7 separate regions of the Mus musculus genome follow, and regions 2, 3, 4, 5, 6 and 7 are each linked to region 1. Evidence: chromatin loops called from intact Hi-C (ENCODE). Cell type or tissue: heart. All regions are shown on one strand.

The links. Peaks named below come from ENCODE experiments on the same cell type or tissue, not always from the same donor. Only the 100,000 strongest peaks of a DNase experiment are listed, where the experiment ranks them.
Region 2: it touches region 1 in a loop (2.8-fold over the local background); 5 of 42 quality-filtered maps call a loop at or near these places.
Region 3: a loop joins it to region 1, with 2.8 times the contacts of the local background. A loop is called at or near these places in 4 of 42 quality-filtered maps.
Region 4: a loop joins it to region 1, with 2.3 times the contacts of the local background. A loop is called at or near these places in 12 of 42 quality-filtered maps.
Region 5: it touches region 1 in a loop (9-fold over the local background); 40 of 42 quality-filtered maps call a loop at or near these places.
Region 6: a loop joins it to region 1, with 2.7 times the contacts of the local background. A loop is called at or near these places in 3 of 42 quality-filtered maps.
Region 7: a loop joins it to region 1, with 2.0 times the contacts of the local background. A loop is called at or near these places in 8 of 42 quality-filtered maps.

Annotation. Positions count from the first base shown.
Region 1 is chr13:52,710,351-52,714,350 of GRCm38, forward strand. No RefSeq gene overlaps it. Among named protein-coding and RNA genes, the nearest start is that of BB123696, 45 kb to the right of the region's middle. In heart, a CTCF peak has its summit at 1,799 (motif pointing right); a DNase peak (open chromatin) is centred at 1,821; H3K27ac peaks cover 485 bases; H3K27me3 peaks cover 2,101 bases.
Region 2 is chr13:52,927,079-52,931,078 of GRCm38, forward strand. Auh (AU RNA binding protein/enoyl-coenzyme A hydratase) reads right to left here and starts at 2,599. Exons shown (of 10, transcript NM_016709.2): 1 at 2,377-2,599. The coding sequence starts at 2,563. In heart, a CTCF peak has its summit at 2,466; DNase peaks (open chromatin) are centred at 2,403 and 2,493; H3K4me3 peaks cover 1,809 bases; H3K27ac peaks cover 1,745 bases.
Region 3 is chr13:52,830,914-52,834,913 of GRCm38, forward strand. It overlaps Gm33315 (a long non-coding RNA gene), which reads left to right. Exons shown (of 5, transcript XR_003950688.1): 1 at 1-87; 2 at 1,719-1,948. Among named protein-coding and RNA genes, the nearest start is that of Gm33315, 3.6 kb to the left of the region's middle. In heart, a CTCF peak has its summit at 2,501 (motif pointing right); no DNase peak of the experiment used is centred here; H3K27ac peaks cover 1,244 bases.
Region 4 is chr13:52,656,859-52,660,858 of GRCm38, forward strand. No RefSeq gene overlaps it. Among named protein-coding and RNA genes, the nearest start is that of Syk, 62 kb to the left of the region's middle. In heart, a CTCF peak has its summit at 1,760 (motif pointing right); no DNase peak of the experiment used is centred here; H3K27me3 peaks cover 1,090 bases.
Region 5 is chr13:52,981,312-52,985,311 of GRCm38, forward strand. It overlaps a transcript of Nfil3 not described here. Among named protein-coding and RNA genes, the nearest start is that of Nfil3, 2.3 kb to the left of the region's middle. In heart, a CTCF peak has its summit at 1,697 (motif pointing left); DNase peaks (open chromatin) are centred at 770 and 1,680; H3K4me3 peaks cover 1,885 bases; H3K27ac peaks cover 1,207 bases.
Region 6 is chr13:52,889,692-52,893,691 of GRCm38, forward strand. All of the region lies in intron 4 of Auh (AU RNA binding protein/enoyl-coenzyme A hydratase), which reads right to left. Among named protein-coding and RNA genes, the nearest start is that of Auh, 38 kb to the right of the region's middle. In heart, a CTCF peak has its summit at 2,382; DNase peaks (open chromatin) are centred at 2,460 and 3,280.
Region 7 is chr13:52,816,904-52,820,903 of GRCm38, forward strand. No RefSeq gene overlaps it. Among named protein-coding and RNA genes, the nearest start is that of Gm33315, 10 kb to the right of the region's middle. In heart, no CTCF peak of the experiment used is centred here; a DNase peak (open chromatin) is centred at 2,068; H3K27ac peaks cover 3,477 bases.

The sequences.
Region 1 (4,000 bases):
CAAATGTGAAAGAATCTATCCCAGGTGGACAGGGGTTGCCTTTGGTCTGTTGTACTCTGGCTACTGCTCCAAGCTTACTTCCAGTCTGTGGTCAATGCCAGGCCTCTGCTGGCCTTGCAAAAGACACGTTCCTGTAGTCTGAAGGTCTGGCCCTTAGGCCTGAAGGGAGGAGCATCTATTCCATCTAACCCCAAAGAAGGCAGACCTGGCGCCCCTGCCCATACAAAGTCACCGAGGCATCACACATTGAACCTGCAGTGAGCTATGTGTTACCTGTTTTAAAGTACCTACCTAAGAGGGGCGGCCAAAGGCATGCCTTCCTTTTCTGCTTCCATCTTGGGGTATGAGGTCTCCTGCTAAGGTGTTCTCTGCCTCTTCCAAAGCATGGCCGCCCCTCCTCTCCCACCTGACCTCAAGTGTAGCTGAAGATGTCCGAGGCAGCAGTGACAGAGAGAGGCATAGCAGCGTGCTGTCACCCAGGGCAGCCTATGGACACCCCTTAATCTTTTAGGGGCCTCAACTCCAAGCCAAGGTTCCATGCTACTGTCTTCACCCATGAATAGGATTCCAGTGGCTTTGAATCTGCTGTCTGTAGAGGATGTCTGGGAAACCTGACAGGGCTCAGCTGAGAGGGCCCAAGATCACAGAATTACAGAGAGGTAGGATATCTCAGTCTAGTGACTTCCAAAACACACCCAGGGGGAGAGGCCCTGCCCAGGCCGCCAACATTCAGACCCAGAACCTACCTTATTGCTACCTTATCAGTACCTGAAGATGTCTCTGTACCAAAGATCGCTTGTGTTGGCAACCTTCATGGTAAATACTGATTGTGTTGGAATTGTGTGTCCAGCTGGAGAGGGATCCCCCAGTGGATTTTATCCCTACAAGTATCCCTACAGGTTTTCACATCTTTCTGTCCTGCATCATGGGCACCTTGGGTCTCTCAGGAGTAAAGGTGGCTGGACTTCCTGATGGCCTCTGTCTGTCCGCACCTGCTATTCCTGCAGGCTCACCTCAGTTCCCCTGTTGTTTATCTCTGTCTCAGGGACTGATTCCCTTCTGTGAAGTTCTCTTTCAGACTGGAAAGCCACCCAGAATCCACTCCAGCCCCACTGCCCTTCCCTCCCCGAGGTCAGATTGCACTTTTGAGAATATTGTGGGTCATCTTTCTACTGTCTGATACAGGATTAATCCCTGTCTCCGGTTTACAACGGTCCCTCTCCAATCCCAGCCCATGCCTGTACAAGAACAATGTCAAGTCTGCCCATAACTTAAGTTTTTAAGGATTCCATCCCACACTGATCCGTGTGTGGATAATTATCAGCAGGGCCACAGGAAGGCTGTTGTCTTTTTGCCCCACACCAGGGGCTAGCAGGTCCCGGTCTCAGCCCACATAGGTATTTTGCCTGGCTGCCTCTATCTACCTCTAGGGAAGCTCTCTAGGAAGAGGCCTGTTAATAATTTACCCAGGATGCACTGCAGACCGGCAGGTGGCTGTAAGCGGCAACAAATGTCAGCCATGTGCCCTGAAGGCACAACTGCCTGCCAGGCAGAACTCCCTACCAAACAGCACGGACCTGGGGCCAGTCCACAGGAGTGTGCATGTGAGAGTTCTAACTTCCTGGCTGATGCTCATGGGGCATACTTTGCTCCCAAGGCTGTCCTCCAGCTCAGTAGGCCCGGGAATGTCTCTTAAGTCCTGTCATCCTGTCCTTTTCAGTTCTTTCCTTAGGCAGAGCCCTCTCTAAGTAGTAACAGCATCCTTCTTCCAGCTTTGCACTCATTTCAGAAACGGACACTAGGGGGCAGTCATCAGACATAGCACAGGCCACAGCTGGAGTCCTTTCTTTTTTGACTAGGGCACCGGGGTGACAACACTGAACATGAGCCCTTTACCACAGCCAGTAGGTTCTGTTGCCTGTTGCTGGCAGTCTTGATTCAAGCCAGGCTGGGAGAGAGCTTCCCACTCACGGGTCCCATCCCAGGCTCAGGGTTCACAGCCGCAGAGGGGAGTTAAGTGGGTTTAGGCAAACACACACAACTTGATTTCCACGTTGTCTTCTTCTGGCTCCTATGGGATGCAGCAAAAGAATGGTGTCTGGTTTCAGGGCCATAAAATGGTCCAGCTTAGGCTAACCCTGAGGAGGTAGGCAGGTTGTTTACTGAGGAGCCTCTTGGGCATTCTCTGAGGATGTCACTGGTAATCCACCTTCCCACACAGACGCAATGGCCCAGGACAGTGCTGCGGACATTGAGGGCCAGAACATTCAAGAATAGGACACAAGTCCTACAGAATGGCAAGTTAAAGAGAGACCTCCAATGAGGTTCAAAGGCAGCCTAGTGACATAGCCACTGGGTGACTGACTGCCTCCAGTCTGGTAGTTAGGACTTTCAGAAGCAGAGGACACTTGTGGAGAGAACAGTTAAGGATCCTACGACTGGGAATGGGGGTGAGGGTGGGGTATGGAAATGGCCCCTGAGGAGAGGGACCATGGCCAAATGATTCAAGGCTATGATCCCATATACATCATATACATACACAGGCCTAAGTCTCTAAAGGCAGAACTCTCCACAGGGTGACCAGGTTCTAATTATCATGCAGTCCCTGGGATGTCACCCTTGGTCCCCACTTCACTGCCTGCTCCTCAGACTGGAAAGTGCTGTCCCATTGAAGTCTGGCCAAGTTGGAAACATTCTCAAACCTCAGGCCCAGGTCACAGAAGCAGAGCGTGCTGACGGAGATGTGCGTTCGTGGCTATAGGAACACATGTCCTGTTTGCGGGTGTGGAGTGCCACTGTTGTGAATATATGTGCTGTGGGGCTGTGGGTATGTGTGCATACCTGATGTATGTGCAGGTAGTGAGTGGACCTGTCAGGGCTGTGACTGCCTGTGATGTGTATGTGCACGTGTGAGCTGTGTGTGCCTACAGGGTATAGTCACGGTCGTGAGTGAGTGGGTATATGTGTGGGGGTAAATTATGAGAGAGTGTACCTGCGAGTGTCTTCATGTACATGCGGCTGGCATGTGAGTATGTAGGCAGCAGCATATGAAAATAGGTACAGGCAAGGCTTCTGAGTTGGTAGTCTGGATGGGCTGCTGGTGTCATCGAATGCAGGCTGAAGATCCAGCCTGTGCACACCCAAGTGCAAGACAGGTGTGTCTTGCTTGTTGTCAAGCTGTGTCTTCTTCTTGTCCCTTTCCTCTGCTTCCTGCTGGAGTCAACACATCTGCTCCACAGAACCAGCAGCTCAGCTCCCTGTAACAAGACACACCTTCCTCCCCAGGACTTTGCAGAGCCACAGGAGAACCTGGCCTTATATGAGGGCCAAGGCTCAGGTCTGATGAGACAAAGCCAACACACACATACACATCATACACATATACATACAAATCACACATATACACATCACACATTCACATCATACACACACATACACATCATACACACACATACACATCATACATGCACACACATACACACACATATCCATCATACACATACATACCATACTCATCATTTACATACATGAACACATCATATACACATGTACACATTATACATACCCACATCATACACAAACACATACTCATCCACATACAAATACGCATCACACACACATCATAAGCACACACATACACACCCACATCTCTGAAAACCATGCCCACATACATGCACTCATACACTGCATACTCTTCTACCCACTCACATGCATGTTACACACAGACATCTCAGACATATGTTCATATTCCATGTACCATACACACACAGGACCACAGCACACACACACATGCCACTCCTCAATGTGATACCGAAGCTCCAAGGCCTTTCCTCATCTCCTCCTTGCTGGTCAATAAGATGCCTCCTCTGCCTTCAAGGAGGTAAGACAACACTACGGCTGGACTACCAATTTATGTCCAGCATCCAGCAGGGCAGGTTGCTTTTTGTTTATGGCACTACAGTACCCACCATGGGCCATAGACCCAAGGAAGGGATAAGGT
Region 2 (4,000 bases), 220 kb after region 1:
TGTGTGGCAGGGGTGGAGAAGACCTGCAAGCAAAGGACTCCCAGCTCACCAAGGTGAAGAGTCACATGGGAACAGGGTGGCTGCAGCCAGGAGACCAGGGGGAAGGGCTAAGAGAGGCCTCTGCAAGCCCAAAACGTGGCTCTCTGCAAGGATCTGGGCTGCAAATCACAAACACAGCCCTGACAATAGCTGCAAGCTTTGAGCCTACCCCAGTCACCAGCCTAAACCTCACCAAGGAAGCCTGGTGCTTCTTTGCCCCCAGAGGGTTCTCACCGTCCTGAAAGGCTGAGAGCGTCACATTGTGGACTCATCGCTCTGACAGAAGCACCAGGAGACTATTGATAGTGTAATGTCAAAATCCACTCCCACTCAGGCCACGATACCCACAGCAGCCCCTTCCCTCTCACAGACCATCACGCGCCCTGCTGAGAACAGATTTCTCACCAGAAGTGAGTTTACATCAAAGGAGATACTGATGGACGCGCGCGCGCACACACACACACACACACACACACACACAGACGATCCTGCTGAGAAACTACACCTATCCGTCCTCAAACATCTGTAAAAGACCACAACTCCTGCTTCATAAGGCCTGATTCCACTCTTCAGATCTCCCTCAATGTTGTCTGTCTCTGGAGCCAAGGCTTGAACTCTCCTGAGTCCCTGCCATGCTGTTTGCTGTCTGTCTGTCTGTCTGTCTGTCTGTCCATGGCAAGCCACTAGTAACTAAACCAGTGACAATCTGATTCAGTGTCCCTGTACCACCCACCTTTCAGAGACTCCATCTGCAGTACCCTGGCTCCCGCATCTTCCTCTGCACTACTTATAAGTTGGCTCAGACATAAAAAGAAAGCAAAGCCTGCACCGTCACTTCTGCCAATCCTCAAAAGGATGCTGGGTCAGTCGTTAGGCCAGGATGTCCTAATTACTGATATCTGCCTTCAAGATAAACATTACAGTTTATCGAAATATTAAATAATCTTCCAAGGGCTGTATCTTCCCCTGCAGTCCAATCGCATCCCAACTTAAAGACTTCCAGGAAGTTCTGTGTGAATGTGCGTACAAACACACACGAACACCCACTAAAGCATATACATACAGCTAACAACGCTCCCAACCCCTTCATAAGTAACACACCCCCGGAGCATATAACATAACTGAAACGCCAGCAAAACTAAGCTTACCCAAAAAGACTGGCATCCAAGGCTTTAATGATTCCAGGCCTCTAAGGCCCCAGCTTAGCTTCCTACAACTCTGTCACACCATACTTGTCTTCTGTCATTTCCCAAATAAATATCTCCATCATTTTGACCATTCCGCTGTCTCAGAAGGCTTGAACGTGCAAGAAACAAAATGACTCCGCATACTTCTGAGCGCCCTGCAGAGGCTGCTCAACCCTCAATACACAGTATCCTTCCCATCTCCACAACCACCTCATGGAGTGCCTATCATTCTGCTTGATATATTCGATGGGTGGAGCACAGGGAACTTTGCGTCAGAACTGTCAGTCTCGTGTTGCCTACAGAATGCCTTGGAGTAGACACTGTGGTTCAGCCCTGTGATCCCAGCACTCTTAAATCTGGGGATCTTAACTTCCAGGGCAGCCTAGGTTATAACAGTGAGAGATAAACCCTGCAGGCATTTCGGGGTTCTCAACAAGCCTTGAAGCAAGCGTCATCTGACCTTCAATACACAGGAGAGCTTCTAAAAAGACAGCCATACTGACTTATTTTCCACTTCTTAACAGATTCCAGCATCCAATAAATGGATGTCAAAATGCATTCAGTGGTCCTCTCTTCCTTCTTGGGCAATACGTTCTTCCACCTTCTCAATCACTATAGTTAAGCCGACACTGCAACTAAAGGAAACTCAATATTCCTCTGCATCTTACCTTTTCATAGCTTTCCACCCTTTGCCATGCACTAATATATCTGTCTCCTCCCACTGTAATCAGCCCAAGGGCAAGATGAATAGCCTCATTATTTACCCCCCACGGAGCTCAGCAAGGCAAAAAATTTAAAAAGCGTTCAAAATTCTTTAAGTGAAGTGCAACAGCCCCCCAAAACTAACTCTCCGAGATAATATGTGCAAAAGAATGCTTCTAATTTAAGCTTCTCTCGAGTAATAAAAAGGCATCCCCGCTGCAGCTCCTACAACTCTCGCACTGACGCCTGGGGTAGCAGGGAGCTATTACACAGCAAGAAGCAACCCTGGCCCTGTACTACACGCTCCGCATTGACCTTGGCTGGAGAGACCCCAGGCGCGAGCATCATCACTGAGCAGGCTGAACCCGGAAGGCCACCGTACCCTCGGGGACGCAGTGACAGCCGGGGCAGACCTCCGCGGCCTCGCCCGCGCTTGCCTGCAGCTCACCTCGGTTCTCCTCCTCCAGGTGCCGCACGCGCAACTCATCCTCCGTCTTCACCTCCGAGCTGTAGCCCCTCCTCGGGGCGGTACCCCTAGCCCAGGCCGCGGGGCCGAGCCGCGCGCAGCACGCGGCCACCAGGCGGACGCCAACCGTTCTCAAGGCGCCCAGAGCGCCTGGAGCCGCCGCCGCCATGTTGTATGTTTACAGCGGGCGCCCGCGGCCAGGCTCCGCCCCCCGCTTGGAGCCGCGCACGCACACGACAGGCGTCGGTCGCTTTGGCCCCGCCCCTCGTTGTCTGGCCCCTCCCAGGCACTCTTTACCTCGGCCGCCCGGGTAGCATTAATGTTTTGCCAGCTCAGAGAAGGAGAGGCATCTTTAAAGTGTGGAAACGCTTAAATGAAGAGGACAAGAGGGTCTTGCCTCCATGCACTTGGTCCATAGTAGGCTTGTGACTGACCATCCCGGAAGGAAGGAAGATACTCGAAAGACAGACCCTTGTTCCCCTCCTCTGTGTATCATCAGATTGTTAAAATCCACAAGGTCTTTAACAGTGGGGACTCCCACCTGGCGGTGGTGGCACACACCTTTAGTCCCAGCACTTGGGAGGCAGAGGCCAGCCTGGTCTGACAGAGACAGAGAAACCCTGTCTCAAAAAGAAAAAAAAAAAAAAAAAAACAGTGGGGACTCCCTCCTCTCTTCCCTGAATCCCAGGTGAAGATGGGGAAGTTTAGGACCAGTCAGAGGAGGAACTTATCTTTAGACAGAAGCCTCACACAAGTTGAAGTAGAGAACCAAAATCATGCATAGCCAGGCCCAAGTTAATGTGTGGTCCCTTTCATCTTTGACCCAGCACTATCTGTGAGAAATTTAAGCTTTTCCTTCTCCACTGGGGGGGGGGGCGGGGGGGGGGTTGGGAGTGGAGGTTTTCCAGTTCCCTGAGGAGCGAGCCTTCCTAGTCTGAATCTAAAGGAAGAGATAGAATGTCTCCTTAGAGTATTCCCTGTCCTTCCAGACAAGCAAATTACACTCTGGCCATATAAATTCCGGTATAAGGACTAGAGAGATGGCTCAGTGGTAAAGAGCACTTGCTGCTCTTCCGGAGGACCCCCAAGTTCAATTCCCCACACCTGCATGGCAGCACAAAGTTGTCTGTAAATCAAGTTCCAGAGGATCTGGCACCCTCACGCAAACAAGCAGGCAGACCACTAAAGCCCAGAAAAAGAAATCACTATTTTAAAAAGAAAGAAAAAGAGATTCTGTATAATTACCTTCAACGTCCGAAGCACATGTCCCTTCGGTGTTCTGCCTGCTGGCTTTGGTCCAAACGGAAGAGAGCCAGTGGAATCCTGAGTGTCTGCTCGCTGGGGAGGTTGTTGCTCTTGAAAGTTACATTGTGTCTTTTTTTCTAATCGCAATGTTCCTTTCGCTAAGCGTTGAGATTGTTACTGTTACTGTTTCTCCAACTTAGTTTTGAAATTTCTAGGCAGAAAGGAGGTGTCGGGGTAAAAGGGAGGCCAACTAGTGGGAGAGATAGGGGTGGGGGGAGAAGGGAGGAGAAAGGAGCAAGAGGAAGAGGGAGTAGGGAGAGAGAGCACTTGATTAAGGATGAAAGCCAGCCAGCATGGTGGC
Region 3 (4,000 bases), 120 kb after region 1:
TCATCCCCATGACTAGGGCATTAAGAACCGGATACAAGATTGGACATGGAGATGCACACCTTTCATCCCAGCATTTGAGAAGCGGAGGTGAGTTGATCTCTGTAATTTCAAAGCTAGCCAGAGCTACACAATAAAATCCTGTCCCAGGTTGGGTGGAGGGGGGAGGGGGGCTGGTCACGGCATCCAGCATGACCGGGGTGGAGAGATGAGGCATGTCAGCCATGATGAAAAGAGCCCAGATGGTGGTGAACACAGATGGGGTCCCTTCTTGAGCAGTGTGGTTCTCGGGCTTGACACTTGTCCCAGTGATGGATCGGTGAGGTGTAAGGCCAGGTTACTCTGGGCTTCACAGCAGAGGCCAACTAACCCTTGGTGTCCACACATCTCTCGGAGTACTCTGCTGTCTGTGAGCACCAAGGTCCTACACACAGACACCTAACTCAGCTTCCACTCCTGACCCAGTTTCTTTAACTAGAACTGGATAACATACTTTTCCTGAGGGATTTGTTTAACACTAGAGTGAGAAGAACATGGGCAGTATACGGGGCCGGGAGTATCAGCTCTGACGCCTGCCTGCCTGTCACCATCCGATAAGCACACCTCCTTTATCTCCCCAAGTCATGAGATCAGGGCAAAGGACATGCTTCCCTGTGTAGACAGCACACCCAGCAAAGCTTTGGTGCGGTTATGTCATCTGGCTGCCGGCAAGCACAAAAGTGCTGAGTCGCCAGTTCTGGGATCAATCCCTGACTTGTTGGGACAATGTGCTGGTCTCCCCTGGGTACCATAGGAGGCTAGAGTGAGCCCTTGACTGAATGTCACGGAGAGTCACACAGGGCCTGAAAATCACCAGGTAGGTTCCTAATTCAGTCCTCTGAACGACAATGTGCCACCCTAGCCTATCAACATACCCTTAAACACGTAAACATACTCTACAGGCATGTCAACATACCCTTATGGCACCACATCAACACTTGTATTTTGTGGTGCCGGGAGTTGATCCCAGGGCTGCACGTGTGCTCAGGCCTGCCTCCACCACTTGGCCACACTGTCAGCCCAATGCCATTTTTTTATGTTAGGGTTTTACAAAGAACAACCATGCTGGCTCCTATGAGCAGTTGTCCCCAGAGATCTGTCACTTGCCAAGGAAGGGCCACCTTCCTATCCACCTTCTCAAAATGTGAACAAGCGAGAGACAGGGTGGTGCATCCATAGTGTCTGTGTGCACTCTCTTTGGATTCCTCAATCTTCCCTACCAGGCCCTGGCTTTCCTGTTGCCCTGAACATTTAGAAAACGGTCACCAACCGCCAACTGTCTGAGGCTCAAGTGCTGTCCTCCGGCAGGGAGGGGAGGCGGGCTTTGAACGTTCCAGAAGGGAGAGCTGGGACAAGACGGAGCTGGGTGTCTGTAGGAATTTTAGGGCTTGAAACACAGATATTTTGAGTACAGGATTTACGTGACTCTCCTTGTTCCCTAATCGCAATCTGCACCCTGCTTCATTAGTATAAAATAGCTCTTATTTGTTTAGATTATCAACTAGCAACTTTCACGCATTTTCATTTTGTGACACGTGTACCATGGTTATTTTTAACATAGTATGAAAAAAAAATAATCTCAACTGGCTTTTCGATAAAGCCCAATAACCAGACATACTCGTCAGTTAATATTTAACTAGGTCAGGTAGACAAATAATGGACTTATTATTTTAAAATGTCAGCCTGTCAGGATCTTTGGACTCCAAATGAGAGTCAGTGGAGGTCATGCCATCCAAGTGGACATGAAGGTCAAGCAAAGGAGAGGGCCACAGCCAGCACAAACAAGCTATCTGAAAGGGTGTGTTTCCTCCAAGCCCTGGATCCAAGAACCGACACCCCCACCGCTGAAAAGCATCCTTCCCATTGCTGCTGGGGAAATGACCCTGCCGGACAAGCTGTATTTGATAAAGGGGTAAGTCTTGGTTGGTGGAGAAAACAGATCTTTCAGTGTAGAAAACAAAAATCTGAGATGATCCTTGAAATCAAAGAGATAACCACAAAAAAATCTATAACTTTTTTTTTTTTGGTATTTATTTTGTGCTGGAGATTTGGCTCAGGGGTGACAAGCATTTGCTGCTCTTGTGGAGTTCAATTCCCAGCACCCACATTGGGTCGGTCACAACTGCCTGTAAACCAGGCTCCAGGGAGCGCCAATGTCTCTACAGGCACTGACACCTGTACATAACCCTCACTCATCCACATATGCACAATCACACACACACACACACACACACACACACACACACACACACACAAAATGGGACTGACATGAAAATCCACGCCTTTAGCCCCATCACTAGGGAGGCAGAGGCAGGCAAATTCTGTAAAATTCGGGGCCAGTCTGATCTACACAGGGAACTTTAAGACAGCCAGAGCTACATTGTGAAACCCTGTCTAAATCATGTACTATTTATGTGTCTGCATGCATGGATGAGCATGTGTGCAGGTGCCCACAGTGGCCAGTAGGGGGCACCGAACCCACTGGAGCTGGAATCAGAGGCAGCTGTGAGCCACCTCATTCGAGGTGCTGGACACCAGGCTTGGGTCCTCTGCAGGAACTTTTAACTGGGAGGCAGAGCAAGGCTGGCCTTTAAAGCATGATTCTCCTGCCTGTGCTTCTCAAGTGCTAGAAGTATGAGTGTTCCAGCAGTCACTAGGGGCCTCTGTGGTCTGTAGGTTTCCTCCATCAGAACCAGCAGGTCTCCTGCTGAGATGAAGTGAAATGCTTTGTTTGCTTTTGCCTCTTGGAGGGTAACTGCCTTCTTTAGCCCACACATACAGACCTAGCCACCAGTTTCGGCTACTTCAAGTGCTAGGGCTGTAGTTGGATTGGTGGTATTCTTGCCTGGCATACATGAAGCCCTGGGACTCAGCCCCAATGCTACAGAAAACCAGGTATGGTGCATGCTTGCAATTCCAGCACCTAGAGGTGGGGACAGGAATATCACAAGTTTAAGGCCATCCTTGACTACACAGCCAACTTGGAAGCCAGCCTGGGCCACACGAGGCTGTTTCAAAACAGAAAAATACAACAAAAAGAACAGATGTGACCATGACTGTACACAGATACTCCATGCTGGGTGGCAAGGTCTATGAGTCCAAGCCAGCCCTCCACAATGGCTGGCCTCGGGGGTGGCAGCAAAAGAAAACCCAGGGAAGGCAAACCCACCAAGGACCAGCACCTGATCCTGCTGCCTCCCTGTCTTAAGTTGCTATAGGACTTTGCTCTCCGCTTCACAACTTGTTAGGAAACCAAGTGGTGACCAATCATCAACTGCTGACCTGGTCCCCAAATCCTCATCCTCTTCCATTACCAGTACCATTTCCAGCTCAGTTAGAATAACTGTGAGATGTTCAGCGTGTCGTGGACAGACAGGACATGACCCTGGGAAGTCTAAAGGACAGTCACCCCCCTGGCCAAGGTTTCAGGCTGAAGATCAAGGGTGTGGCAGTCTGACATCAGATGGTGGGGGTGGGGGGGGGTCAGCTGGTTAGCTGGGCTAGCAGATAGACGGATAGACATTCTGATCTGCAGCTCAGTGGCAGAGGTGGTGGCTGGTGCCATTGTTCTCTCTTGAGAAATTTAAGAATCACATCGGTGCACTCCCAAACAGCAGAGCAGGCTCAGGGTGAGGATGTGAGGGCAGGGCAGCAGGGAGGGGCATGCAGGATGCATGTGTGTGGTAGGAGGGAAGGGAATGCAGGATGCATGTGTGTGGCGGGACAGGAAGCCCACTGCAGTCTTCAGCAAGCATCAAGCTCTGTGAAAGCACAGCCAGGCCCAGCCCGGGACACCTCTGCCGAAGACACTGTGGCTTGAAGCCAAGCAGAACCACTGATGGGCTGACCCTTCACCCCTGTTCTGGGACCGTGTCACATGGTTCCTCGGCAGGGTCAGCAAAGAGACTTTACTCTGAAATCTGTTCTGAAATGTTGGGCAAGGGGCAAGACGCGGATTCTCAAA
Region 4 (4,000 bases), 53 kb before region 1:
TCTGGTTCCCACACAAATAATCACCCAGGGGTCCTATCTCCTAACTGCCTGGTCTCTCAAAAACCCCAGGAACAGAGCCATCTCTGCACTCGGGGTGGGGGTGGGGTACACTTTGAAGAACAAAGATGAACATTATCGTCATTGTCAGCCTTCCCCAGAGGGACTAGGGGATCTCTGGAGACACACACAGAGATTGATACACACACACACACACACACACACACACACACACACACAGATAGACACACAGACACACATACACACACAGACACACATTCAGACACACACAGACACACATACAGACACACAGACACATACACAGACACACATACAGACACACAGACACACACAGATACACATGCAGACACATACAGACATACACAGACACTCATACAGATGCACAGACACACACAGAGACACATACAGACACATACACAGGCACACATAGAGACACAGAACAAACATAGAGACACATTCAGACACACACACAGACACAGAGACACACAAATAAACACACAGACACACATACAGACACACACAGACACATCCAGACATACATATAGACACACATACACACACAGACACACACAGACACACATACAGACACACACATATGTGTATGTGTGTGAGAGAAATGACAGAACAAGGAAAGGGGAAGAAGGGAGAACAAGGGAGACAACATTAATGATGTACACACAGATATACAGAAAGAGACGGAAGAGAGGGGACAAGCGCGATGTAGGGGAAACCCTGGGGAAGTTTTCCACAGCACCAGAAGACCCAAGCCGTTTTGTGAAGCCAGGCTCGGCTGGCTGTGCCCTGGTCTAGTGGAGACTTGTTCTAACTCTAAAGGGGCATTCCTCTGAGGAGTGGAAGCTGAGAGCCGAGGTGATGTCTCACAAAGTCCCAGCCGCTCTTGGCCATGCCAACAATTAGTGAGAGCAACTGGGCCCCCGTTCTCAGAGCCCCTCCCTCAGCTTGGAGAAAGCCATACGAATTTCCCTTTAACTGTCTAGTCAGCAACGGTTGTAACAGTGTGTGTGTGAGGGGGGGTGGGCATTAATGTGACAATGTCCTCAGGACTGCTCCAAGTGTCCCCATACCCTGCCCTAGTATCTGTCTGTCTGTTCACAGCCAGTCACCAGACTACCCAGCACCAGCTCTGAGCCCACACTCGAGAAGTACCTCGGCCACCAGTTCAGGGTGTTTTCTTGGCAATCCGTACTGTGAACCCCTCAGAAGGCATCACACAGCAGCAGGATTCCAAGTTCAATGCTCAGCCCTGGGTTCCCTGACTTGCACCAGGATTTCCAGGGCCCATCATATGAATCTCAGCCCTGGAATATGCCGTCCCTGTAACACCAACCCAGCCTTCGGCCAGCCCTCCTGCACGTGTCATGGGGTATACCTGGGGGATGGGTCACACAGATAAGGACATCCTGAAGTAGGGTAGGTCACACAGATGATCATGAAGCAATGTCCAGAAGGTGGCCGTTGGCTCTTCTGGTTCATATCTTTTAGCCCGGACCATGTTAAATAAACACAAGCATTACCAGGAGGTCAGAGGATATGGGAGGAAGAAGAGGAAGACAAGAGCAGGAAGGGAGGGTCTATCATATCACCAAGCCCCTAACACAAAGATGAACGTGCCTGGCCAGTGGGCCCCTCTCTATGCTGGACAAGACCCCCCTCTTATCAATCACCAACTCAGAAAGTCAGTGCAACTTTTGGGGATTCGCCTGTCAGTGCTACTCTTCATGTGTCCAGTAGGTGGCAGCAGATCCTCGGACAGGACTGCCACGGGGGCCACAGGCAGGAAAGAGCTGCTTCCTCCTTAACAAAGTACCTGTTTTAACAAGAGTCAGCGCTGCCAAGTGGATACACGGCAGGAATCACATTCCAGCAGGTGCAGAAATAATATACAAGGAAGCAATTTCTAATCTTGGACATCAAAGTACTGCTGAGTGGGAATTTAAACGGATCTCTTTATTTACTCTTTTAAAAATCTACTCGGAGCCTAGGTGGCGGGTGGCTCAGTCGACAGACAGCTTGCCTAGTGTGCTTTAGTCTGAGTACTGAGTAAAAGCGGGTGTGTTCGCTTGCTGCTCTGCTACATAATCAACGCAAGGCCTGACTGGACCCTGTCTCAAAAGGGGGTTGGGGAGGAGAGTCCACTTTGCACAAAATCATGTCTGCTAGTTTGACATCAAAATAGAGTCATCTTGGTGGCTTTGATTGGCAACGGTGGGGTGCAGACTAAGCGAGAAGCCTGTTGGTCTCTGCTCCAGTGTCTCTTGATTACTGGAACCTCGGGACCTTTCCCAGGAAGCCAGTGGTTTCAAGGACGACACGAATGCTCAGCCTTGCTAATGGCACTCAGATAACCTGGGATTTTGACCAAGGGAGAGCGGTTTGAAAACCAAACTGTGACTGACTCATGAGTTATTCCAGACTAGAAGATTCCTGCTTACAGCATCCGGGAGCCAGGGAGAAGCTATTCAAGCCCAGCCTGTGCTTTCCAGGCAAGGGCGTAGCATTGTGCACATTTGAGATGCTTTCGGATGGGCATAGGTGAAGACCCTGGCTCCAGGCTCTGCCCTGCCTCCACCTGGTCCTTCTCCCCGTCCCAGTACCTTCTCACGCCCAGGCATGCTAGCTGTGTTGAGAAAAACCGCAAGACAGGGACAGCTAATGTCTCTCCTTGATTTTGAGACATGAGTCAAAACCAACGATGAGCAATCCTCCTGACACAACCAAGAAAATATCTGAGAAATGCCAGAAAGATCGACAGGGCTTGGGTGGTGCAGAAATGTGTCTGTTTGCACAGGCTCTTCCTTTTGCTAACTGCGATCAGGGCCTAATGATGGTGCCAGGAGGGAGAAGGGGGCTAACCTGAGCACATTGCCAGGAAGCCAAGCTTACTATTCAGTGCTTTGAATAATCATGACTACCCCGGAGATTCTCCTTGGGACTTAGATATCCTGAATTAACATCATCTGTCTGGAGCTGTCTCTCTCGTGGCTCCCGGTTTGGGGGCAGTGGTCCATGAAGGGCCCATGGAGGGAAGAGAAGCTCAGTCACCAAGAGACAAAACAGATGGAGAATCCTGTTCCCATCGTGGGAAGATAAAGAAAGCACTGGCCCAGAGGCCGCCATGAGCTTCAAAGGCCCACCCCCACAACCTGATTCTCCCAGCTGGACCCCGCCTCCTCCTAAAAGCTCCATGTCCCCTCTCAACAGTACCACCACCTGGGATCAATACTGGGAATTCCCATGGGAGACATCCGAGATTAAAACCCTAGGGATCCCAGATCAGAGATCAAAGAGTGGACATGGGATGGTGCCACTCACTGGAATCCCTAGTGGCACGTTGGCAACATCTTTCTTTTTTCCCCATTCTTCTGACTGAATGCTCTGCTTGGCTTGAAATCTTAGTGCCAGAGGGAAGGAGATAGTTCCAGCACAGAGCAAGAACTCGGCTGCACGGAAGTGGATATGAAGACTTGATCTGACCCCTTTGGGATCCTTCATAATTCTGAGTTAAAAGTGAGTTACTGTCGGTGTCTGCTTTAATGTCCCAAGAGAAAATAAAGTAGGTTATCGCAAAGGAGGTGGTAAGGAGTCTGCCTGCAGCACAGGAGGACCCACAATGCATCGCAACATTACCATGCCTTGCACACAAAGTCAAGGACTACGGCGATGCACTATAATAAAATTATCTCTTATATTCTACAAGACTGGAACTTCTGCTGGACCTCACAGCCAGAGTTAATAATGCACCTTGAGGTCACTTAAGACTTAAGGCTGCTATCCTACTGTGGACTCAAACTGTTTGTTTAGTCTGCCTCTAAGAGAACACTGTAATAACCAAGCTTGCTTGCCTAGGATTTCCCATGTAATCAGCTTTTACAACCGAAGCTAATGCATAGCTGCAATCTTAAGTTATGCACTCTTCTATGCCCCCAACCTGGAACAAGGCATATGTATCATTTGCTTTAAA
Region 5 (4,000 bases), 270 kb after region 1:
GACGCACCGCGGAGCAACCCGAGGCACGCCTAAGAGGAGCCCAGGACCCTTTTGCCCATTGCCGGCCGCGCCCTCCGGGTCGCTGCGCTCGCTCCGTGGTGCCAGCACCTTTTTTTGTTTGTTTGTTTCCCGGAGAGCCACAGAGGGCCGGGCTACCTGTTGCCAATAGAACCCCGGGTGAGGGCTATGGGGACACGGGCGTGGCGGGGACCTTGGCCTCCTTGTGCCCACGGTCCCCTCTGAGACCGGGAAAGGGGCGCGGCAGCCGGGCTACTGAAATGTCCCGCTCCTCTCCCGGGCAGCGCCGCAACGGTAACACAAACAGCGCTCCCGACACAATTAGGGCGAAGACGACCCCTACAAAGTTGTTGCGTAACACGGTTGGGAAACCAAGCTAGACCCGGTTGGTCTGTGTCCCCGACCACGTGGAGAGGTGGCGGCTGTCTCCGAGGACCTGAGAGTCCGCGGCCTCGGTGTCCCCGGCTGGGAAACCTACCCGCTTTCGGTGCTCGGGCTAGAGCAAGCCACGGAGGGCATTCCCCAAGCATCTTGAACTGGTAGTTCTCCTCTCCTTTCGGTTCTCAGTGAACACGCCAGCCAGCCCCCACCCCACCCCCCTTTCCCCAATTCCTGGGATGTACAAAAGACATAAGGAAATGGGAGACAGAGCATCTGGTGGCATGTTCTTAAGTCAGTCATCGGGTTGGCTATTGTAAAGGAACGTGGCAAACACTCCCCGCGTTTACAGACACGTAAGATTATAGCCGGCCTTGGCAAAGGGAGCCATATTCCTGACAGTGACGCACGCGCTTGCCCAAATACGGAATGTGGCAGGTGGCAAGGTCCTTGAGCTCGGACTGTGGGACCTGGGCTCGAATGATTCCCTCACTCAACCCCCTCCTTTCTCATTTTTCAAAGAAAGCAAACCCCAAAATAAAGAGTGAGTGTGCGGGACCCCCACCCGGAACATCTCACCAAGTGGATCTCTTTCCATTTACTCAAGACACACAGTAGTAACTCCACAAATAATCTCCGAGGCACATCCAGTGGTGATTTAAATGCCATTCACCGTTGGACTTTTGGACGCCTTCACAGGGCAATAATGATGGAGTCTAGCTGGTAAAATACCCCTTAACCAATAAAGCCCCCATAGCACAGATACGCAATAGAGGATAAATCTCCTTTCACGGGTGCTGATCAGTTCAGGGAACACCCCCTCCCCCCTTTACACTTTGTTTGTTTGGATTTTTTTTTGTTTTTTGTTTTGTTTTTTTCCGAAGAACTAACTACCTTGATGTAAACGAATCTTGATTTGGTTAATCGGTTCCACTTTTCTCGAATTTACTGATGTCATAGGATCCCTAAGTAGGTAGAATCGGGGAATAGCGTTTTCACAAAAAAAAAAAAAAAAAAAAAAAAAAAAAAAAAAAAAAAATTGAACTTGCCTGACTCACCCAAGGCTGACAGCGGAAGAACGGACTGCTGTGACCCACGAAGCTGTTCTTTATACTGAATTTTGAAATCTGATGCCTGTCTTCATTCCCGGGGGCAGTTTACATTGCGCCTCCACCACATTTATGCTTCCGTCATTGTCATCTAACTTGGAAATCAGAGGAAGTGTGAAAGATGTCTCTGATATCAACTTGGAAAACAACTCATTCGCGCCCCCTGGTGCTTAAAAACAGCTCAACAAGGTGATGGAGGCTCGGTCTCCAGGACCCGGGTGATGATGCGTCCGGTGTTACACCCTGGGGGTCCACCTAGTGGGCAAGTGCTTGCAATTAATTGAACTAGAAGAAAATTGAAACATAACCCTGGGGTGGGAGAATTTCCCCCAAGTCTCCAGTGTGCTGATTACTGAACAGGCTGTAAGTAGGGTCTCCCGAATAGGGAGATGGTGGAGGACTTTAATTGAAGTATGACTTTCAAACGAGTTTTTTGCGGAAGTGCTGGGGCTTGAACCCTGGACTGCTACGTGCTAAGCAAGTGCTTTATCGGTATCCTACCTTCGCAACCAAACTCAAAACGTTCTTACTCTAAGTGGCTGGTTTGTTTCAGAGCGGGAATTGGGTTTGGATGCAGGAGCCAAAGAGAGATGATCTAGACCAGAAAGCATTTAAGAATCGCTTTGTGTTTATACACTGCTGTAGCACACTTTGAGCAGCCAATATAAGAGGTGTAAGCTGAGAGCAGGTGGAGGATGTGGCTCTCTCTGAGAAAAATTTCAGGGCGTGTCCAGCTGGAGGGTCGAGAGTACGCTGATGTACGCAACCCGAGGGTTTTTTCTTTCACAGCGCCCGGCATCGAACTCAGGTCTAAGCCTGGTTACACGACTTCAGCCCAGTGTCCAGAAGCTCTTGGCTTGGGCCTTGATACATACACCTAGTATTTTATGGGGGTTCAGGAGGTGAGCCACCCTTGGACTCTGTCACGAAGAGAAAATGCCTTCACTGTTACAATACCAGATCAGGGGGACTGTGGCTCCAAGTTTTCAAAAGGTGACATTAAAAATACCTCGTGTGTGTGTTATGTATGTATATGAGTGTGAGAAATATCCTGCTTTTCGATGTTGGCAAGGAATTAATTTTCTTTAAAAGTGATGGCTTAGTGGAGAAAGGCACTTGCCACCAAGCCTGACACCTGAGTTTGAGCTCTGGTGGAAGGGGGTAACTGAGACATTAAAGCTGTCCCCATAACCTCCGTATGTGCACTATGGTGTAGGTTTGAGTGGACGCACACATACAACACATCATAAATAAAAGATAAATAAATGTAATGTATTTTAAAATAAATAAAACACTTTACTAATTGTAGCTCAGTTGGTAAAGTGCTTGCCTAGCATGCGCAGACGCCTGGGTCCAATTCCCAGAAGGAGATGAAACAGACTTGGTAGTACACGTCTGTCATCCGAGCACCCAGGAGGTGCAGGCAGCAGGATCAGACATTCAGTCATTTTCAGTTGTAACATCAGCCTCTGCCATGTGAGACTGTTTATGACTGATTGACTGGATAAATGGCTGAATGCATGAATGAATGAATGAATGAATGGTCAAATGACTGGCTGAAAGAATGAATGAATTGGTCTAGGACTTATCTGGATGGAATCTAGAGATGGAAAAATGAAGTCCTGTGGATATGGCTGGAAGGACAGTCACAGGCTAATGACAAGCCAAGCCTACAGCTCTCACTCTCTCTGCTCTGTATACCAGATGTCTGAATTTCTCTGTGGAAATGTTTCATTCGCTATGCACCCTTTGATGACCCCACCCCTTATTTGGTGGCCATGGCCAATGGGAGCACTCACTACCTACCACTGTACTGTGCTTATTGACCATCTAGTACCTCTTATTTGTCTTTAATTTTTAAAAGATTTATTTATTTTTATTTTATGCATGAGTGCATATTATTGTCTGCATGTATGTTCATGCACCACATGTGTGCCTGGTGCCTACAGAAGCCATAAGAGGACATTCAATCCCCTGGGACTGGAGTTACAGCTGCTTGTGAGCTGCCATGTGGGTCTGATAATTAAAACCCAGGTCCCCTGGAAGAGCAGTCAGTACCCTTAATTGGTAAGCCACTTCTTTAGCCCCATCTCATGTCTTTTTTTTTTTTTTTTTTTTTAAGACAGGGTTTCTCTGTGTAGTCTTGGCTGTCCTGGCATTAGCTCTGTAAACTGGCCTGGCCTTGAACTCACAGAGCTCTGCCTGCCTCTGCCTCCTGAGCGCTGGGCTTAAAAGTGGGCGGATGCTCCCACTGCTCTGCTCCATCCTGTATCTTTTAATTACAATCTGCAGAGCAGAAGAGCAGACAGCTCCTAGATTTCACAGTAGGGGCCGGCAGTCTAGGATGGGACTTCAGCTTTGACTTTTGGACTCCTTCATCCCACCAGGCATTGGCTCCTTTCAAGCTGGAGTAGGAAGTTTAGAGATCGCTGCTGTCCCCTAGCCCCACCCCCTCCTCTCCTGCCAGGCTCTTGCTGTGCAGTTCCTTCATCCAT
Region 6 (4,000 bases), 180 kb after region 1:
AAGACTGGACAATCTATGCAGCAGTTTGGAACTCCTGGTCCTCTGGTGCTTAGAATGCAACTCAAGACAAGACATCTGCTCAAAGAAACACACAATGCCACCAGCCATAAAGGGCAGAGACCAGGACCCCAGTACCAAAGAAAGCTGGTGTACAAACGCTTTGACTACATCTTCGCTAGCTCTGGGATTCTGACCAGAAGTAGATGTGGGGAGGGGTGGTAGTCACAGAGCCTACAAGAGAGTGTTTCTGGAAGTTTCGACAGTAGCAGGTATCCATATGGCATTTTCAAAGGTCACTGTAGTGCCCTTGGCTCCCCCCCCCCCCAATCCCCTGCCCACTTCCCTTTCTTCTTCCTACCGCCTGATTTCTAACCCCATCCCTTGAAGCCCACACCACAGCCCTTTCCCCAGTATACTGACTTGTATGGGTATTCTAATCTAACACATATATCCACAATCTTACCCAGGATTGAAGCCTGAGAGCTCCAATAACAACCTGCCTGGCATAACGACTGGGGCATGGATGCTGCTGTAGTAAACAGCCACTCTCTGACTGGATGAAGCCGACCCCACAAGAGAATGCATGCCAGGTACTGCTCACTGGGCCTAAGACATATGGTCATAGTCCATAGGGGAGAGGCCCCTGCTGCTGCCCTGCTAAACGGCCTTAATAAAGAAGTGGCCCCTACACTCTGGTCGCTATATCCAAAGACCAGTACACCTCTCGGCCTTCCTCGGTGGAACTTCATTCTGCAGTAGGTGAAGATTAACAGAGAGACCCGCAGCTGGTCAATGTGTAGAGAATGAGACTCATAATAAGGCATCTATGTCGCAGCCCCAAAGCTCAGGAGTCACAGTGGAAAAAGTGGCAGAAAAACTGTAAGCCAGAGGTCACGGATGTCTGCGGCTAAACCCTGGCTGGACATGACAGGGACACTGCACACATGAGCACGGGTGGGGGAGGAGCAGTCCTTCAGGGATATGGGCTCTGAAAGCCTGTTGCAGTAGGTGGTCCTAGCTGTGCGCTTAAGTGGGGAGCACACATGAAGCTGAGAGGGAAAGAGGGGGATGGGGAGGAGTTGGAACATATTATATGCTGGCTGGAGAGATGGCTGACAGGTAAGAGCACACGCTGCTCCTCCTGGGAACCTGAGTTCAAGTCACAGCACCCTCATACCCTAGCAGGCGCTCTAGGTAACCTCAGGATTGCCCGCTGTAATCCACCCTTGCCCTTCCTTTTTCTGGTTTGCAGGTGAAATTCGCCAAATACCCTTGTACTATTAACCTTTCCTTGTTGGAGAAGTGACTGTCTGCTATTCCTCAGTGTGCTGGATGGCATTTTAATCCCTTGGGTCCTTTGAGACCCAAGCTCCCCTCGCTCAGTGGCCTGTGTGACAGCCCCTCCTCCCAAGCCTTCCAGACAATCAGCAGAGCAACTGTGGGAACTCGGTAACTTTCAGGAGCTTCGTAGACTTTACAAGAGGCCAAGAAATGAGCCTGTGCTGTTATGTATGAAATAGCCAGCCTCACTTCTACGCCCTGGCTTGCAGAAAACACTCTCTTTCATAAAATTTCTAGGAAGGGGTCATCTTTTTTTTTTTTTTATGACAAACTGACAATGAAATCTGTCCTATTAATATTTGTAAACTGTTCACTAGTGAATACTTTTAAAAATGTTTAGTGTGTGTGTGTATAGGGGGAGGGGGTGTATGGTCACAAGAGTGTAGTTGCCTGCAGAGGCCAGAGGTGTCTAAGCTCCCTGTAGCAGGAGTTATGGGTGATATGGTGCTGGCACTGATCTGAGGCTAAGGCAGACATCTGCACAGCCAGACCGTCACACACAAAACCAGACAAGTGAAATGTGTTGTCAGTTAGTGAGTATAACCCCCAACCACCAATGAAAGAAATGGGTAAGAAACAGGCTGACTGGATTAGCAAGGTACAATGACTGACCAGGAGTCTGGCTTGGGGGCAGGAGCAGAGACATTGACCTCAGACACAGAATCTGGTACAAACAGTAGTAACCTTTTCCAGTGATGATCAAACATTGTGGCATCATCAAAAAGTATTTTTTAAAAATCTGACGTTTAAGTTTTGAGGAATTAATGTTTCCAAAGGGAATACAACAAGTTTAACATTGTAACTTCTGAGAAACATAGAGCACAGTATGGCAACCAAACAGGGCAAGGGGAGAGTAACTGTGCCCACACTGTGCCTGGGACTTCCAAACAGTAACAGAAACCAGCATGGCAGAAAGCTGGCTATAGTGTTTCCTACTGAAAAAATTATTTAATTAGAACAGCTTAATCTAGTCAATATTTTACAATACTATAAATTCTAAAGCCATATGCCCTTGGAAAGGCAGACTATCGGTACAGAGGCCTGAGAGAACAGCCAGAGGGCAGCTGCAAATGCCTACAAAGGTCTTGAGGCAGGAAATGAAATGCCAGGGCCACGGCTACAGCGAGAAACCGTGACTCAGTGTGTTACGCAACAGTGGGATCAGATACTATTTTGAGTTTCATTCCAGGAAGTGAGCCAGGTATGACAAGGAAGATAATAATCCTTTTGAAATGCTCCTAAAAATATAATTAAAGCAATAATTAAAGAGTGGAGCTATTTTGAGAAGAAAAGGCACGGTGGGTGATGGACCTCAGAGCCCATAGCACACCCAGGCCCGGCGAGGCTGGAGTCAGCACTGTACTGGACGTGTTGTGCCTACTCTCTGCTCCTCAGGCAGAGGCTAATTGTAAGCCTCGAGAAAGGCCGACAATCTGATTGTGAGGAGGAGGCTGGTGCTGGTTATGTGACTTTCACCCTAGGTTCTGCTTAGAGGCCTGCATCCTGTGTCAGCCAGATGACTCGGTGGGTAAAGGTGCTTGCAGCCAGCGCTGAGTATCTAAGCTTCACTCTTGGGACCCACGTGGTGGAAGCAGAGAATTAACACCGTGACCCTCACACAAATGAAAAATAAACTGTAATTTTAAACAATTAAAAAAAAATCTAGTACTGTGCTACAAAACAGCAAAGTCATTAATTTAACAGAAAGGTCCATATATGTTATGATGAAAAATCTGAATATAAAAATCAAGAATAGAAATGAAATCGTTATTAACAAAATCACAATAAATCCCTAGTTATCTCTAGGTCCAGTTAGAATTGCACTTTTGACTAAGATGCTTTCTCCCTTTTCTCTAACTTCTGAAGAAACCACAAGAACAGAACACAGTGGTCCCTGAGCAAAGCTGGCAGGCTGGGTAGGCTCTGCTGGAGGCTGGCCCAGGACTGCCACACAGGGTGCTGCTGGATGCCAGCAGGCATGCCACAGAGAAACACCACCACCCTCAAGGGAGAGATGCCAGATCCAAGACTGAAAGTCTCAACCACCTTAGTCAAACCCCTATGACAACTAAATGCTAACACCAGGTTAAAATTCAAATAAAGTGAGGCAGCTTGGAAGGCTCTGGTGCTCCTCATGGAGGGGAATACTGTTAACAGCCACCTCCTGAGGGCCAGTTCTACCTCTACACACCTGCACACAGGACCCAACCCACACACCTGTACACAGGACCCATTCCCATACACCTGTACACAGGACCCATCCCACACAGCTGTACACAGGACCCATCCCACACAGCTGTACACAGGACCCATCCCACACAGCTGTACACAGGACCCATCCCACACAGCTGTACACAGGACCCATCCCACACAGCTGTACACAGGACCCATCCCACACAGCTGTACACAGGACCCATCCCACACAGCTGTACACAGGACCCATCCCACACACCTGTACACAGGACCCATCCCCACACACCTGTACACAGGACCCATCCCACACACCTGTACACAGGACCCATCCCACACACCTGTACACAGGACCCATCCTAGTTTCCAGGCTGTACTGGGACATAAAATAAGAGATTGCATTGATGTTTACCCTCGGAAGATGGAGGGGAAACTACCTGCTGACAAAATAAGCCAGAGGACATTCAGA
Region 7 (4,000 bases), 110 kb after region 1:
CTCTGCTTCCTTTGTGTCCTCAGAGATGTCATTCTGCCCAGGCCAGGAGTGTGTGCACCTATGCGTGCAGCACACATGGCCACTTCCTTTAATTTGATAGAACATGGGGGTGGGGCAGGGGTTAGAACAGGGGAAAAAAATCAAAGTCACATGAAAACAGAATCTGATGTCCTATAGGAGAGCATTCTGCTTTGAGAACGTCACTGGCCGGGGCTTCTCTATGCACATAGAGTCCAGTGCATTCCCTGGGTTCAGGTGCATGCTACAGGACTCAGCTTAGGCACCTACAAGCCACTCAACTCCCTTCCAGTTTAAGAAAGCCTGGGCCACCCTCTTTCACTTGAAGGCACAGAGCTAACTAAGAGGCAGGGGAGCTTGGGATGGTCACAGTTTAGCCTTCAAAGGGGACCAAATCTGGGCACTAGGTGTGCCTAGTCCCCACTCGGGAGAGCCACTCCTGAGTCCCATATTCGAGAGGCCCGTCTCCAAGAAGAGGAGGTCACGGCTCAGCTTTTCCTTCTTACAGCCCCTTCAGCATGCTGAGATCATGTCACAGAGAACCCTGTTCACACACTAGGCCGAGGACCCCTGCCCTCCGTTCCTGTCACACATCATCCTGACTGCTGCAAAATCTGCAACAAGTTGAGATGTCTCTCGGTGTTGCTGGAGAACGGGCTTTACCATGTCTGTAGGTATAGAAATCATTGCGTGCGAGCTCCTTGCATGTGCAGCCTGTGCGGAGCCTCCTGGAGGCCGTAACTCATATTCGGATGGCCTGTAGTACTTCAGAGGGTATGAATGCTGAGCAAACAGATGCTCTATTCTATCTAAGGAAGACGTGATGGGCCAAGTCTACAGTGTTGCTATAGGTAGAACCATTTTCAACCCAAGACTGATTGGTTCCTGGAATCTGAAGAGCGGGATGGTACCACCTTTCGGAGAAAGCTGAGCACTTTGGCATCCCCTCCAAATCCAGCATGTTGCCCCATGGCAACTCAATGTATTGAACTCACTCGCCTAGGGCCCCACCCACTCGGCTGAGGTCGCCTCTCGCTTCGGTGTGCCCAGCATCTCCAAATCTAGCTTCTTGCTCAACATGATGCTCTGTGAAGATGCTCCAGGCTCTGTCAACCTCTCCTTGCCCAAGGACCCTAAGGTTGGGCTGTCCTGGGCTAGCAGAGTTCAGGTTCCAGAACTCACAGAACACCTGAGTAAAGGAGGCTGGATGCTTGCCCACACTCCCATGGTCCAGATGCTCAGCCAGCTCACTCGCAGTGGCGAGCAGTTGCTCCTTGGTATTTGGCAAGGCTGGGCTTCACAACTGAGTATCTCCAGAACAGATGGTAATTTGTTGACACCCAACGACGTAAGGGGACTCAATTACAGTCCCACTAAAAAAAGCTTTCTCTAAAATAAGAAAGTACACAGATTCCTCAACTTGTGGAAATCGCTGACAGCTTTGTTCCCTGCCCCCTCCCCCGCCCCTTCCAGGAGTAAAAAAGAAGCTGACAGCTTATTCTTGCAGGCTCTGCTCATTCAAGTCTATTTTAAGATAATTTTCCTAAGTCAGTACACCAGAATAGCATTCGATGTGAAAAATCACCATCTGTTTGGAACACAGGGCAGGGTCTCAAAGGGTCTGCGCTAGCAACCCTTGACCTTCGCAAGGTTTCAGTCCCTTGGGATAAGAACAATTTTGTGTTTGGGGGGCTCCAAAGTTAGTGCTGAAGGAATTACATTAAAACATGGCATTGAAAATTGCCATTAACTATCAATGTATGCTATTTATAAACTGAAACACACACACACAGACACACACACAGACAAGCAAGCAAGAAAATGCCCTTGGCCTTTTAAAAAGCTGTCCAAACAATCCCTTGTATTTAAATAGTTTTCTTGTAAAAAGGCCATCCAACCTTATCTGGGTTGTTCAGATAAAAATTAACCTATGGAAAGGAAAGCCTACTCAGAAAGCTATAAAAAGGCTCTTGCTCCACTCTATTTTTCCGGTGACCGGGGCCCCTCCCTCCCTCTCTGGCCCCTGTGGTGACTCATGCTCTTCTCTGGAAAGGCAGCAGGGCCTGAAACACAGCAGGAGGGCAGCAATCTGACATATGGGTAACATTAGAAGAATCAGACTGTCCCCCTGAGAGGTGGGGCTCTTCAGGCTGGGGGCAGGTAGCATGCGGGTGAGAGGGCATGGTAGGGGGTGGGACATCTCAGTGCCTGGCAGGCCTGCCCATCTGGCCACAGGTCTAGGTCATTTTTAGCTTCCACTAAACTTACCTCTGTCCACCTCTTGAAAAACCTGCATCTATGATGCCGTGTTTCTCCTCCAGGTTAGAAAGCTAACACACACAAGACTGTATATATACTAAATTGCTGCTGCTGCTGGGCATTTAAGACTTTACAGCCCAGATAATAAACCCATCCCTGCGAGTGGCTCCTTAGGCAACAAGGACATGACACTGGTGTCTCGAAACCCTGGAGTTTGCCACCACCAGGCAATCACTGGCCTCCCGTGCCATCTCCAGAACCCCTCCTGTTAGTCATGTGATTACAAGATCCCTTGAGCAAGGAACCACCATGCTGGAGCCTCTAGTTGTTGTGTTGGCCCTGTTTTCCAAAACAGTTGTGAAGGGAAATTATGCACACTCTCAGTACACAATTCACACCTGTGTGGGCACACACGTGCCATACATTCCACACGCTCCAAACACACATATGCAAACATGTACACATCACATACACACACCACTCAAAACACACAACACATCACTTACACACACACACACCACTCACACGCACACATACATGAGCATGCACACACCCATCATTATCACATGTACACATTATATACACATAACACACACACATGCACACATCCATGAGCATGCACACACCCATCATATAACACACACATGCATGCACGCACCACACATGCATGCACCCTTCTTGGGGAAGCCAGGACAAGAGTCATTCTCAGGTGAAAGCCCAAGGGCTTTGGGGTCCTCTGTGGAGCTTGTCTTTGCCAAAAGCACATGACTTCTCGAGTGGGCTTTCGTTCCTGGAAGCAGCTTGATATTTGTCACTGGTCTTTCAGAGCAGCCAGTTCATAGGTCACTGTGGGTGCACATAGTCAGCCTCAGCTAAGGATATTTGCTGTCCTCACTCTCCAGCCAAACATTTCAGCTATGAGAAGCCAGAATGCAACTCTCTAGAGGGTGGTTCAAAAGTCAGTGTGTAACCCCATTACTAGCTGTCAGTGGGGCCAGGTCAACGTACCAGGCAGGTAGGAACCCTCGGTGTTCACTTGCTGTGAAGCTGAGAGAAGTGGGCAACCCTCTGGAGGAGGCAGGAAGCAGCCAGGGCCTTTGGGATTGCAGGGTCTTGCTTCTCCACCTGCAAACCCCACCCAGCCTTGGCCAGAGCAAGCCAAAGAACCAATCCGATTAGCACAAAGCATGTTCTTCGAGGTAAGACACCGCCTCTGGAAAGGGGACGTGGGCACTTCCCACATCACATAGCTTTAGGGTATGCAAACAGTTCAGAAGAAAGGAAGCCTTGAGTTCTCTTCCTCAGAAGTTTATTTAGGAAACAGGCCATGGTATTAGCAGAAGTTCACTTGCTGGGTCAGATCATCTTGCCCTGAAAGTCCCAGAACTTCTCTCCAGGCTCCCCTTCTCCCCCCCATCCCCCCCCCACACACACACAAAGAGCTTATAATAAGTAACACTGACATTGGAGAGAACACATAAAACTGCCTACAGCCAGGTAAATCAGAACTTTGCAAAAACTCTGGAACCACTCTTGAACCACCGGGAGACAGCGAGTGTGTGTGTCAGACAGCGAGTGTGTGTGTCAAAGACTTTTCTCTTGGTAGCAACAGGAATGATACCAGACAAGTCAAGGGCTTCCCTGGGGTTCGAAAGCTGCCCACTGGAGAACTTGAACACACTGATCACAGAGGTGAACAGAGAAATGCGTGTATCACTCAGAG